Linked DNA regions of Homo sapiens: regions 1, 3, 4 and 5 are each linked to region 2. A link is a contact called in ENCODE Hi-C or POLR2A ChIA-PET data. All regions are on one chromosome and are shown on one strand. The core of a region is the stretch at or near the end of the contact, and the rest is flanking DNA. Distances in the headings are between cores, read along the strand shown. Region 1 holds the start of FRS2 (fibroblast growth factor receptor substrate 2). Region 2 holds the start of CAND1 (cullin associated and neddylation dissociated 1). Region 3 overlaps LEMD3 (LEM domain containing 3). Region 4 overlaps RASSF3 (Ras association domain family member 3). Region 5 overlaps LEMD3 (LEM domain containing 3).

What was found. Hi-C counts contacts between places; a loop is a spot of excess contacts on that map. ChIA-PET counts read pairs that join two places held with the same protein, here RNA polymerase II (POLR2A). Pooled maps may share reads with other maps.
Region 1: a loop to region 2 is called in a map of CD8-positive, alpha-beta T cell, with 26 times the contacts of the local background. The contact joins the promoter of FRS2 here to the promoter of CAND1 in region 2. A Hi-C loop is called at or near these places in 3 of 168 maps with a recorded cell type or tissue (B cell, CD8-positive, alpha-beta T cell and Right ventricle myocardium inferior) and 11 of 50 pooled maps. POLR2A ChIA-PET finds 5 or more read pairs at or near these places in 2 of 52 experiments (CD4-positive, alpha-beta T cell and activated T-cell).
Region 3: a pooled map shows a loop between it and region 2 (2.6-fold over the local background). The contact joins the enhancer-like site here to the promoter of CAND1 in region 2. A Hi-C loop is called at or near these places in 3 of 50 pooled maps.
Region 4: a pooled map shows a loop between it and region 2 (4-fold over the local background). The contact joins the enhancer-like site here to the promoter of CAND1 in region 2. A Hi-C loop is called at or near these places in 1 of 168 maps with a recorded cell type or tissue (B cell), 4 of 37 single-sample maps with no recorded cell type and 6 of 50 pooled maps.
Region 5: a pooled map shows a loop between it and region 2 (7-fold over the local background). The contact joins the enhancer-like site here to the promoter of CAND1 in region 2. A Hi-C loop is called at or near these places in 2 of 50 pooled maps.

Annotation. Positions count from the first base shown.
Region 1 is chr12:69,469,100-69,471,799 of GRCh38, reverse strand. FRS2 (fibroblast growth factor receptor substrate 2) reads right to left here and starts at 1,412. Exons shown (of 9, transcript NM_001278356.2): 1 at 1,270-1,412. RefSeq lists enhancers at 1,019-1,068, 1,240-1,741.
Region 2 is chr12:67,268,029-67,270,728 of GRCh38, reverse strand. It overlaps CAND1 (cullin associated and neddylation dissociated 1), which reads right to left and starts at 1,371. Exons shown (of 15, transcript NM_018448.5): 1 at 944-1,371. The coding sequence starts at 1,011. RefSeq lists enhancers at 605-1,256, 1,536-1,795, 1,936-2,235.
Region 3 is chr12:65,187,933-65,190,632 of GRCh38, reverse strand. The region is part of intron 1 of LEMD3 (LEM domain containing 3); the gene reads right to left. Among named protein-coding and RNA genes, the nearest start is that of LEMD3, 20 kb to the right of the region's middle. Within about 2 kb of position 1,377, at least 3 of the 41 ENCODE cell types and tissues checked have a DNase peak (open chromatin) inside an H3K27ac peak, as active enhancers do.
Region 4 is chr12:64,617,892-64,620,591 of GRCh38, reverse strand. The region is part of intron 1 of RASSF3 (Ras association domain family member 3); the gene reads right to left. Among named protein-coding and RNA genes, the nearest start is that of MIR548C, 3.3 kb to the left of the region's middle. Within about 2 kb of position 1,316, at least 7 of the 41 ENCODE cell types and tissues checked have a DNase peak (open chromatin) inside an H3K27ac peak, as active enhancers do; they include B cell, where a contact is called at or near this core.
Region 5 is chr12:65,208,469-65,211,168 of GRCh38, reverse strand. It overlaps LEMD3 (LEM domain containing 3), which reads right to left. Exons shown (of 13, transcript NM_014319.5): 2 at 206-243. Among named protein-coding and RNA genes, the nearest start is that of LEMD3, 40 kb to the right of the region's middle. Within about 2 kb of position 1,353, at least 2 of the 41 ENCODE cell types and tissues checked have a DNase peak (open chromatin) inside an H3K27ac peak, as active enhancers do.

The sequences.
Region 1 (2,700 bases), core at 163-2,662, 2.2 Mb before region 2:
GGTTTCAAGAAGGTGATTTGTGAATACTTTACGCTGCAAAAACAGTGGCCATCTGCTAATAGCAATAATCTGCAGTAACTGCATTCCCTTATAAAAAGTTTTTAAATCACCATTTATTGTGGAAAACCCATATTTCCTACAAACCTTTCAGCAGTAAAGTTTACTACCTAAAATCTGTTCACTAAACCTACCTACATCACTTTCTCCCCTAGGAAATCCTCAGTTTATCCGAAGTAAACACTTCATGGAATAAGTTTAAACAAAACATCTCTGCCCACCTGTGTGAAACTCTGCATTGCAGCAACAATTTTAACAGTGTAAGGAATCTCTCAAGAAAATCCAAGAACAATTTTTCCTTAAGAAAAATGACAGTTCCAAATATGAAGGTAAACAAACTTTGGGAGAAAGGATATAACTGTCCAACTCTTTAAAATCAATTCGTACAGCCTCTGAATGAACTCATCATACAACTGTGACATCAGATAGCCAAAAGAATTAAGAGTGTAGATTAGAGAAAAGCATCTTTTTTTTTTTAGTATGTCTGCAAAAAAAGGCGGGGGAGGGGGTGTCTAAACTACTGATTTTCCTTAAGCAAGTTTTTTCTTTAAGTTTACTTCAACAACAGCTTCAGCAAGCTTTCAAGTGAGTAAAGATGATACAGAGCATGCTGGTGCCACAGCGACCTACGTATCCAGGACCGGTTCCGAGCCCAGTCCAAATCGATCCCGGACAACCCTGAAGCAAATCTGGATGAAAAGCCCTGCAAAAGATCCCTGGCATGTACAGGCAGCGCCCCACCCTGGAGGGAAAAGACGACACCCCTGGGACCCGGGTTAATTACTGACCCCAGGACAGACCCAGAGGAGGCGAAAAGTCGGGAACTGGAGCCCAAGATTGAGTCTGGTGTCCAGCTACTACCCCAGGCCGGACACAGAATACCAAACTAGGGAGCGGCGAGGTTTGGGGCAGCACACATGAGGGGGGTCGGACGGACGAACAGAGGCCCAGCCCATCCCCACTCTCGAGTCCCAACAGCAACAACAGCTCTGGGAACCCCCTCCCTGGCTCCGCCCCGCCCACCCCATGGACCCACAGCCAGCTCTTCCCGTCCCGCTGGCCCGGAGAAGTCCGCGGCGGTCGACAATCCCCTTCCCCGGACGCCGGCAGCCGAGCCCTCAGCCCGGATCCCGAAGCGGGCAGCGGGGGCACGAGAACGCCAGCTCCGACGCGGGCCCGCGGCCGTCCCAGTCCGTTTCCCTAGCCACTCACCGTCCGCCCAGGTGCTGAGAGGGAGCAGGGCGCGGGTCGGCGGGCGCGAACCCCCAGACTCCGACCCGCGCTGGAGCCCCTACTTGGAGCAGATCGAGTCTCAGCCGCTGTGCCTACAAGGCCTCTCTCCGGCCCGAATCTTGGAAAAGCACTTCCGGGGGAGCGGGGGAGGGAAGGGTTTTGGCACCGGAACTGCTCTCAGCCCGGAGCTGCCAGGGCCTCCAGGGCGGGGCGGGGCCTCTCTCGCCGGGCGCCCACAGATCAGCCTCTGGGCTCCTAACTAACCCTTTCCGCCCCGCGCCTCCTCGATTCCCCGGCTACTGCTGCACCCTTTGCTTTAACTGCTGTTTGAGTTGTTTTACTCCAGCCAGCTAATTTTACAAATAAGGAAACCGAGGCTCGGAGAATTAGGTGCAAGAATCCAGTGCCTACACCCGGCCTCCCGACTCCCTTCAGTGTACTCTACGCTCCAATCTGCCTCCTTTAAAAAATAATGATAATAGTTAACATTTATTGAACGCTTACTACGTGGTAGGCACTGTATTAAGTCCCTTCGGGTGCATTAACTTATTTAATCATCCCCAAACTCCTTGGGGTTGGTGCTATTATCTACGTCTTGCAGGGGAGAAAAACGGTCAAAGATACCAAACCCAATCTCACAAATGTTGGTTGATTTTAATTCACGTGTGTATAAATCTCATCTACCTATACCAAGATTTTGAAATTATTTAAAAACAGGGCTCAAACTATATTCCTATATTCTGTCATCACTGGTGACTTCAACAGAGGCGAGAGCTGGGGTTGGGGGGTTGGGGGGGTTGGGGTGGGGATCTGGAATCTTTTTGCTTGTCTCCTTTTATTTACTTTTATTTTTTCACCCTGGCAAGTTATAAAATCATCTCTGCATTGTAGGAATCCAAAATGATAATGCATGATAAACATTTCAGAATGTCTGGCATTGGATAAAAGTTAACGATTCTTATACCTCATCAGCAATAGGCAATAGAAAAGATTAGTTAAGGAAATAAGAAAGAGTAGGGGTTGGCCGGGCGCGGTGGCTCACGCCTGTAATCCCAGCACTTTGGGAGGCCGAGGCGGGTGGATCATGAGGTCAGGAGATCGAGACCATCCTGGCTAACAAGGTGAAACCCCGTCTCTACTAAAAATACAAAAAATTAGCCGGGCGCGGTGGCGGGCGCCTGTAGTCCCAGCTACTCGGGAGGCTGAGGCAGGAGAATGGCGTGAACCCGGGAAGCGGAGCTTGCAGTGAGCCGAGATTGCGCCACTGCAGTCCGCAGTCCGGCCTGGGCGACAGAGCGAGACTCCGTCTCAAAAAAAAAAAAAAAAAAAAAAAGAAAGAGTAGGGGTTTTTACAACTGGAAAAATACAGGTGCTTGTGAAGCTCCATGCAGTGATAATATGAGGACCCAC
Region 2 (2,700 bases), core at 122-2,621:
AATGCAACAATCACCGAAGCGTGCAAGGAAAAATAAAAACAAAGATAACCTGTAAAAATATAACAAATCTTCACTATGCATATTACAACACTTTGGAACCAACAGTACCGATCTCCTGAACAGAACTGCTGTAATAAAGCTTCATATTCACCAGGTCCGTATTAAACATCTCTTCCTTTTGAAGATCCGTCTGCTATGATTAAGATCCAGCAATCCACCCCTTTGGCAGTGATTTTGGATATGAGGACATGAGACTGAAACCCCGAGTTCCTAAGTTGGTTTTACCTGACAAGAGGAACTGACAGTGATGCTGGCGGGAAAACCCTATGAGCGAAGTTTCCTCCATCCTGGCTCCCCTCCCCCTTCTTCCCACCTTCACGAAAATTAATAATCCACAAAAGAACTATGTATCAGCCAAGAGCGCAAAAGTTCATCATTCCACCTGAATGCAGCAAGGCCCACGCGCACCTGCGGGCAGAGAGGAGGCTGCCGGGTCCCCGAGTGGGCAGCAGCTTGGGCCCCAGCGAGCAAGGCGGCCTAGCGCCGCAGGATGGCAAGCGAATAGGCCCGGCGCCCGGTCTCCCGGCCTAGAGCAACTCCCTTCTCCACAATGGTGGGTGGTTTAGCCCCTTCGCGCTACCTGAGACGCAAGAATCGCCTCCTGGTGGGGCAGGGAAGGATGTGGGGGCGCTGAGACAAGCAAACGGGGCCTAGAGACCGCGGCGGGCAACTGCCTAGGAGAAAGAATGGGGGGAGGGGGTTGCAAGAGGGGAGAGGAAAGGGGCTCCGCAGGGATCGGGAGGCCAGCGGACCGGTGGGCTGGAGACTTCGGGGCAGAGAAGCTACCGGCTACGGCCGAAGGGGTGGGGCAAGGCCTGCGTGACGGCCAGGGCCGCGGCTGCGAGAACCCCGAGGTGGGGTGAGGGTCGGATCTCGGCCTCACCTAAAGTCCTTGTCGCTGGATGTCATTTTTTCCAGCAAATTGGAAATGTGGTACGAGGCGCTCGCCATGTTGACGGCCTCGATCCCGCCTGCTGGCGCTGCTGGAGCTGCTGCCCGCTGCCGCTGCCGCCGCCGCCGCCGCCACTGGAGCTCCTCCTCTCGCTCGCGGCGGCTCCCGCTTCCAGGGTCGCAGCGCGACGCCGACGCTGACTAGGGAGGCGCCTCGACGGGCTGCCCCCTCCCTGGCGAGGCGTGGGCCTGTCCCGGGGTAAGCCGAGGCTACAGAGCCAGCCTAACGACGGCGCTGTTCGCGTGAGAACGAGCTCATGGGCGGCGGGGCGTACAGAAGGGCCTCTACGGGGAGCCAGACACTTCCACTCAGGGCCGTCTCGCTCCCACTCGCTCCGCACTCGCTCCCTAGGGCAAAAGGCCAAAGCCCGCCTCCTTCGCTCCGGGGGCGGGGGCGGCAGACGCGGGCGCTACGGAAAGCTAAGGTCAGAGTTCACGGAGGCCTCCCCACGCACGCTGTGGAGAAGAGAGTTAAAAAACAATTCGGTTGGCTGAAGCCTGTGTCAGTTTTCATGTGACCCGCCTTTTGGAGGCATGACAACACAAAAAAAAGGGGCTGTTCTCGCGAGACTCTAAAGCGACGGTTAAGGGACAGGGGACGAGTGGAGCAAGTGGGCCTTAATCTGAAAATAACTTGATTGTTTAATGACATTAAGAGAAAAAGATTACGAGCTTTGAGAAGGAGGAAGCCTGGGAGTAACGACAGTTAAGGAGTTAGCTTGCGGAACCAACATAAGAATTTATAACAGGGAGGTGTCGTTTGGGATCAGACGCGTGGCCTGCATTGCCGTAGCCACCGTGGTGTAATGTTGCCACGTAAAAACCACAAATCCCAGAATTCAGTCGGGTGATACACTGGCTCAGAATGTGATTGGCTGCGGGAACTAGTAGCTTCCTCATTGGCTCCCGTGGAAGGAGTGAATGCTGGGATTTGCAGTCTGATGGGGGAGCCGTGCTGGGTAAAAACCTTAGAATCGTCGCGCACTCCGTTTCTGCCGCGGATTCTTATATTCTCCAATACAGGCTTTTTCTGTTATGCAGTATTTGCAGAGCAGGCTGCTGCAGTTTGGCCAGGCGCATTGCGGATCAGTTGGTGTTCTTGCCAGAGGCCTAGCAGCAGCTTCCTAGCGCTACTACTTGCACCTCCCAAGGCAGCTGAGCCTCCCCACTTCTCTGGCCAGACACACTCCTACCGTGCATCGTAGAACCACCTCTCTGACGCCAGCAGGACCTTAGTAAGAGTAATGGGTATGCGACAGATGGCTGTAGTCAGGCCCTACTGATTTCAAAATAGCTAAAAGACTATCTCTGTAGTTAGCTTTTGTGGCCTTGATGGACCTGCAGCTGTGTATTGCTCCCTCAGACGTACAAATTCGTGGAGATGAGTTATGAAAGTATTTAGTATCCAAGTTTTTCATCTGCTTAATATTTGGGATTTTAAACACAAGTTTTGCCAGCTAGGGGTCAACATCCCTGAAAGTGTTAGGGATGGAGCTAGCTGACAGGCCTTTCTAAAAGAACAGAGAGCCTGGTGAAGAGATGAAAAATCAATCTCACTTGATACTCCTGTTAAAAACAACAACAAACCTTTAAATAGCTCTCTACTAACACATAACTCAAATCCGATCAAATCTACCTGACCTTTACCATTGTTTTCTGTATTCATCAACTATTACTGAGTACTTCAAA
Region 3 (2,700 bases), core at 128-2,627, 2.1 Mb after region 2:
CAATCGAAACATGTAAGATTTACACTGGTTCGATCTGGAAGATGGGGAAAACTCAAAGCAGGGGCTTCCAGGTCATAGGTAGGTTTAAACATATTCTGATTGGCAATTGGTTGAAAGAGTTATGATGTATAGAAAGGAAGGGGTTGCAGAGACCTAGGTTTTTATCATGCAGATGAAGCCTCCAAGTAGCAAGCTTTAGAGAGAATAGACTGTATATGTTTCCTATCAGACCTAGGGTCTGTGTTGACATTAATACTAGAGAGGTATAAATGAGACGTGTCCAACCCCAACATAAATGAGGCATGTTCAACCCCCACTTCCCATCATGGCCTGAAGCAGTCTTTCAGGTTAAATGTTAGGGTGCCCTAGCCAAGGAGGAAGTCCATTCAGATGGTTGCAGGGGGCCTTCGAATTTTATTTTTGGTTTGCAGTAAGTTACTTGCATAAGTTCAATAAAAATCTGTTCTCTTTGTAACAAGTTATAACTGGAAACACTGGTTATAATACCAAGGCTTTTGACCGGAAAGTCATATTTGAAAATGTACATAGAGCTGGATATGGCCAGTTTTAAAGAACTAAGGTTTACTTTATGAAGCCATGAAAGCCCCTTGGAAAAAACTAGTGTGGTACGAGGCTTTAAGGGTTTCCTGGCCTTAAGAGTTGAGTAAGGCAGGCCCAGTAACTTTAAAAATATTTTGAGGACCTTGAGAAGAGAGGAATTCATCCAAATCTATAGGTATTACGGGCAAAGTCTACTGGTAAGTCTTCAGCATGGCTTCATAGCCTAGAGAGGCTTTTAAAAGTCTAATCTGAGATGCCTTTAAAAATTCCAGCAAAGCAGATTTAAAGAGAGCCTATATGGTCCATCACTACTCTCGCTGCACGTATGTGAACTATCAAGCCAAGTTTAATGAGACTAGACCTATTTTGCAAACAAATTAGTCTTATTGTGATTATCTTTGATAGAAATGGGAGCAGCTGTAGAGAGAAAAATTATGTTTCAGTAGAAAACTACAGGGCACCCTTGTGCATATCAGATTCTAGTCCTGTTCATTGTCCTTGACATTGTATCTATAAACTGCTTGGTTTCTGACGCCCTACAGGCGGGTACTGGGCAACACTCATCCCTGCTGATGAATGGGCCACTCAGGGAGTTCACCAAAATGCCCATTGCCATAACCAGAAACATTCAAACTGCAAACCAGGGAAATATGCTTTGAGCTCAAATCTAGAAACCTTGACCAACTGCCCTCCGGACACAGAGAGTGAGTTTATGGTTTGTTCTAGCCATCAACCTTTTTATTTTACTTGGTTCTGTTCATGGAGGCCTTGGCTAAAGAGCATACACCAGTCCTTTGATGACAGTAGTCCCTCCTCCCTCCTTATGGCAGTTTCACTTTCTGCAGTTTCAGTTACCCCTGGTCAACCATGGACCAAAAATAGATGAGTACAGTAAATAAGATATTTTGAGAGAGACCATATTCGCATAACTTTTATTAGTATATTGCTACAATTCTATCATTGGGTTATTGTTTTAATCTCTTAACTGTGCCTAATTTATAAATTAAACTTTATCATAAGTATGTATTACAGGAAAAACATAGTATATATAGGGTTTGATAGTATCCATTTTCAGGCATCCACTGCAGGAGTAATGGGAGTCTTGAAACATACTGCCTGTGGGTAAGAAAGAACTACTATTATCCTCCTGATAGTGCCCATTGTCATCTCCCTGGTGCACTGTATTCTTTCTAGTGTCTTAAATGAATGTTTGCAGCCATCAGCAATATGCCAAATGGTCTCACTGCAATTAGAGCAACAAAAATAAGATGAACAAGAAAGGAATACTTCTTCCATGAGCCTGACATCATGACTTTTGTATTCCATACTGAGACCAAGTAAGTCACTATAATGGTGACAGAAAGTGTCAACAATGCTCAAAGTTTTAGTCAAGCACTCAAGATGGAGAGGCTGACAAAAGGAGAAAATTGTTAAAGCAAGTAAGGAGGAAGCCATTAGCCTGAAGATTTTCTCTGTGAACAGAACTCCTCTGTAAGCAAACCAAAACCCAATCCCGTGTAAACAGTAAAACAAAACTTAAGCATACCCAATCAGAAACCACCAACTAACTTCTAACTAGGGCCTTTCCACTTATGTTTTGTCTTACTTCCACATTCAGCCTATAAAAGCTCACTGCCCATCACTGCTTTGGAGAGGAGTTCTCTGGATCCCTTCCGGTTCTAAGTATTGCCCAATTCATAAATCATCCTTTGCTCAAATAAACTGTTTAATTTATTCTGCCTAAAGTTTACTAGGCTATCTCTCCCCGCCTTCAGCTGCTCTCAGTTTCCATGTAGCTTATATAGTGTACTTCAACCCTGCAGTATGATTTTAATGTTTAAAATGTATAATGTTCCCTAATCCTTTATCCAATATTAAAAGAGTCTTTATACTATACTGGAGGGGGAAAAAAAACTGGCCTTTTTTAGACACCCTACTGTAGACTCTAAATGCTGAATTTTGCTTTATTCTCTGATTTCAAAAACCTAACTTCAAAAAACTTGATTCATAAAATTTGAATCTGCCAGAAAACAGTTTTCTGGACCAAGTCAGTAAGATTGATCCTTAACACCATTTTAAATAAACAGTGAAAGCATCTTCAAATTCCAGATTAGGACTAAATTCAAACTTATTTTCCTA
Region 4 (2,700 bases), core at 67-2,566, 2.7 Mb after region 2:
AATGACAGCTGAAATCAAGCAGCAGTATTCCATAATCCTGGGTTTAAATAAGGATTCAAATTTGTCAGTATAGTATTCCTCAAAAAATTAAAAACAGAATTACCATATGATTCTATAGCAACTGTTACTTATGGGTATATATCGCAAAAAGTTTTAAGAGGGGTCTTTAAGAGATATTTGTACACCCCTGTTCACAGCATCATTATTCACATGAGCCAAAAGGTGGAAGCAATCCTAATGTCTATGGAAGAATCAATGGATAAACAAAAAGTGATATATACATACAATGGATATATTATTCAGCCTTTAAAAGGAAGGAAATTCTGACACATACTCCAACATGAATAAATCTTGATGACATCAAGCTAAGTAAACTAAGCCAGTTACAAAAAAACAATTACTACACAAATTCACTTATCTAGACTAGTCAGACGAACCTATATACGCCCCCCATGAAGGCAGGTTTCAATCTGTTTCGTTCACCACCAAATCTCTAGCACTTAGTCTAGCATCATTGTGAATATTCAATACTTGAAAAATGAATTCAGAAAACTACACACACACACACACACACACAGTCAACCTGCACTAATTTCTTTTTTTTTTTTTTTTGATATAAAGTCTCACTCTGTTGCCCAAGCTGGAGTGCAGTGGCGCAATCTCGGCTCACCACAACCTCCACCTCCCAGGTTCAAGCGATTCTCCTGTCTCAGCCTACCGAGTAGCTGGGAGTACAGGCATGCACCACCATGCCTGCCTAATTTTTGTATTTTTAGTAGAGACGGGGTTTCACTATATTGGCCAGGTTAGTCTTGAACTCCCGACCTCGTGATCCGCCCGCCTTGGCCTCCCAATGTGCTGGGATTACAGGCGTGAGCCACCACGCCTGGCAACCTGCACTAATTTTAAGTGAACTCTTTGCTGACTATATTCTAAGTCCGTTAACTCCAAGATCTTCTAAATCCATCCTTCTGGTCTCCAATTCCCAAACTCACCCTTTTTCCTCCTCTAATTATCTCACCTTGTTTAGCATCTGGAAAAAGAACCAAGTGAGGCAATATATAATTAGTAAATTATTCTTAGCTGACTGAATCATGTAGCAGCAGTTAGCAATTACAGTCCACAAAATGCAAAATATTAAGCTTGCTCCTTTAATACTCTATGAAACATGAGCCCTCTTCTGTCCTTAAACTGAAGGCAGAGTTGCACCGAGAATGCCATTAGGTCAGTTTTATCTTATTGGCTCATGTGGAAAAAAAAAAGGGAAGTTCCCCACACAAAAGTTTCACAACCCCAAAATGCTGGTATGTGTGTCCCTGGATAGGCTGAGAAGAAACTATCCCCAACAGTAAAGGGCAAGTTCCCCTTCACAAAGAAAAATCTTCCCAACACACCAGGCTGGTACCCCCACATCCATCCATCTGCAGCCACCAAGACAATGGAGATTCAAACCTCTGGCAAGGGCTGCCAGCCCTGCTTCAGCAAACAGCATTGTTCAACAAAAATATCATGCGAGCCACATGCATAATTTTAAGTTTTCCATAGCCATGCTAAAAAATAAGTAACATTAAATTTACTTAACTCAAATATTATCGAATATTATCATTTCAACATGTAATTGCAATTTTTTAATTATCATATTTTACATTCTTTCTTTTTTTTTATTATTATACTTTAAGTTTTAGGGTACATTTCTAATCTTCAAAATCCAGTGTGTATTTTTCACAGCAATCTCAATCAGACTAGCCACGTTTCGATTGCTTAAAAACTACATGTAGCTAGTGACTACTGTATTGTACAGCACAGTTTTAGAATGGTCACTTCTATCTCAGAATATATTTTCTGATTTGTTACTTAAGTTTTTACATATATTTCAAATACTCATCATTTTTTATGGGTTCTGACATCCTTCCTAGAGCATTATCTGGCCCTCTCCATTTAAAAAAAACAAAAACAAAAACAAAAGGCCGGGCGTGGTGGCTCACGCCTGTAATCCCAGCACTTTGGGAGGCCAAGGAGGGCAGATCATGAGGTCAGGAGTTTGAGACCAGTCTGGCCAACATGGTATAACCCCGTCTCTACTTTAAAAATACAAAAATTAGCCGGGGATGGTGGCATGCCCCTGTAATCCCAGCTACTTGGGAGGCTGAGGCAGGAGAATTGCTTGAACCCAGGAGGTGGAGGTTGCAGTGAGCCGAGATCACGCCACTGCACTCCAGCCTGGGCAACAGATCAAGACTTGTCTCAAAAAAAATAAAAATAAAATTAAGCAAACAAAAGCTATTTGACAACACTACTGATAGCCAAACCAGAACTACCTGTTTAAACTATTAAGAAAAACCTGGAATACTCAGGAGGCTAAGGCAGGAGGATCATGTGGGCCCAGGAGTTCGAGGCTATAGGGCACTATTATCATGCCTGTGAATAACAATTGCATTTTAGCTTGGGCAACATAGCAAGATCCCATCTCTTTAAAAATGAAAAAAGAAAAGAAAAAAGAGACCTGGAAAATAAACCAAATTTGATTTGGTTAATTTTGGTTAACATTTTGGTGAATTAACCAGTTTGGTTAACGCTGGTTGAAGTTATTTAAAAAACATTTTCTAACCTTGAAGATGATTACGTTTCTGTTGGAAGACAGTCATCAATAAGGAAATGTGATTGTTTTACACAGGGACGTAAAACAGGAAGTGATACACT
Region 5 (2,700 bases), core at 104-2,603, 2.1 Mb after region 2:
CGACAGTTAGGGAATACTCAGAATAAGAAAGCCTATTGTTTTAGACTAAAATAACCTTAAAATTACTATTTTTTTAAGTTGATAAAACCTATTGTTTAAGACTAAAATAACTTTAAAATTACTTTTTTTTAGTTGATAGTCATTCTCATGCTTTTATCATATAAAACATGACACAAAATTATCAGTATTATGATCGTTTACTTACTTGTATTTTTCCAAATGTTTCACCAAAGGGGTTTTCTACTATCAAGGAAGGAAAAAAAGACAAGTATTAGCATCACTTACGAATTAAAATCCCCCAAACAAACTCTCTGAAATGCCAGCATGTACTTTGCTAAAACTGGATATAAATATGTGAACCAAATGTAAACAAACTGGTGATAATAAAGGTTAGGGAAGTAATTTTTCAGACTTATACTTATCATTCTCACTTTGAATTAGTGGTTTTCCTCACAATCATTGAGATCAGGTGCTCTGGTATCACAGAAGCTGAGTTCAAGTCCCAGCTCCACCTCTACCACTTATTAGTAATGTCTCTTTGAACTAACATCTAATTAGCTACTCTAAATTGTAGTTTCTTCTTTAAAGGAGTATGGATAACAATGATACCTACCTTATACAGTTGTTGTCAGGATTAAATGAGATAAACAAGATAAAATGTTTGACACAGTGTCAAGCACTTAATATGTACTCAATACACACTATCCATTATTATTACTGCTAATGACTATATCATTTGTTTCTACCTTAATTTGATTTCTCTTCATAATATAGACTAAGAAGCAGTTAACTACTGAAAGAAATCTACAAGATGCTTTAAAACTGAATAATTCATTTAGAATTCTGACTTCTAATGATTTTTTAAAAATCCACCTTCCTAATCCTTGCCAACATCTGAAAAAGTGGCAAGAAAAAAAAATACAGATCAAAGTAACTAAGAATTAAGTCTCAGTATTAAGCAATTCCAAATTTACAATAAAATATTACATAATAAGGAAAGGATTTACCACTTTCCATCCAACCCCTATGCCCCTCCTTCATTCACCTCTAAATTAAGATACAAAAATGTTTACGGCTGAATATGTAGCACCTCTCAGGGTTTTTATTCAGAGTCTTCTCCTTATCATTTTGTTTATTTTGATATTACATACGAAAATATTCAAAGCTTTCAGATACCTGTAAACTTTTATATTTTATATAGACTATATATCTATATAATCCAGGCCACAACTAAGACTAACTAAGACTAACTGATCTTACAAAGTAGTTCACACTGACCAGGTTTCCTTTCTGAGATGCTTTTCTATTTTTATTTGAGAAAACAGGAAGTCCCATAGGAACCAGGAACTGCCTGATTCTAAGAAAGTTCATGTGAGACCAGCTTAACAAGGTACAATAAAAGAGCAAGGAAAAAAAAATGTATCCTGTTATCATCATAAGGGATTTTGCTAATGGATTTTTAAACGACATTTCTCTATACATCAAAAGGGTTTTAATGTTGGGAAAGAAAATGTTTTGAAAGATATTACAGAAAATCAAAAGTACTCAAAAGGGGAATAGGGAGAAGAAATAATATAGCTTCAAGATTAAATAAAATGTTAAGGATCAGAACACATGGACTAAAAAGATACCCTTTTTAATAATATTAATTTTTCAATATAAACATTGAACAGCTATATTTAGCTCAACGTACTACCAAAAAAATGCCTTGTCATTTGGCCAAACAAATGACAATAAATTAGCCAAACAATACAAAGTGTAAAAGGTGTTTTATTTGCTCTTTATAAGAACAATTCTTAAAAATATAAGTGTGCAGTTCCAAAAACAAGTTTTAATGTCTATGAAAAAAAGCTATGCTAGTATTGCTTTTTTGATTATACACAAAATTACTTTTTGTCAAGACTATCAAATGGAAAATCAGCTCTGTGAGTAGCTCCATAAAAGCATAACTGTAAATTATCAATGTTCACCACACTGCTCTACTGTGGGCTTCTCAAGACAGGGAGCGTGTGTTATACACATGTGCATGCCCAGAACCAAGCATAGTACTAGATATATAGTTAGTGCTTGAAAAATGCTTGTTGTGCTATCTCGGCACTCTTCTTTATTTCACTTTGTGTGTTAACACTGAAGCAAAAGTGTTCAATTTTGCAGGATGCTGGAGGAGGGTATGTTCTGAGCTACTAAAAAGGGAGAGGGATAGGGTAACAGAGAAAGCTGAAGAGGGGGAAAACAATTTTGCTGAAAATATTGCTCTACCCCTAGTATCCTTCTAGATTTCTGCCTCTTGCCTTGTAGTCTAAAATACCTGGAGTATAACATACCTAAAAAAGCCAAGAGTATACTTTCTGCCCAACAAAACTTCGTTAAAATTTTTTTCCCCAAATGCTCATGATAATTGCCACCTATTAAATGAACAGAGACCTATTAACAACAGCAGAAGTAAAACATATCCTTGGGGTTAAGTTTTTACAAGAAAACACCAACCAAAAACAGCAACTCTAACAAATTAAAAGCCCTCAAAGTTTTCAAAGTATCTTTATACATTTTTTCTTTCCCCAAATCATTTCAGTATTTCTAAAAACACACCAATATCTTCTATCACATCCAAATTACCTAGTCTTTAATGGAAACAACATATACTGTTACCCCTAGTGAAAATATATAACACCCTCTCCCAATTAGGTAACCGAAGAGAAG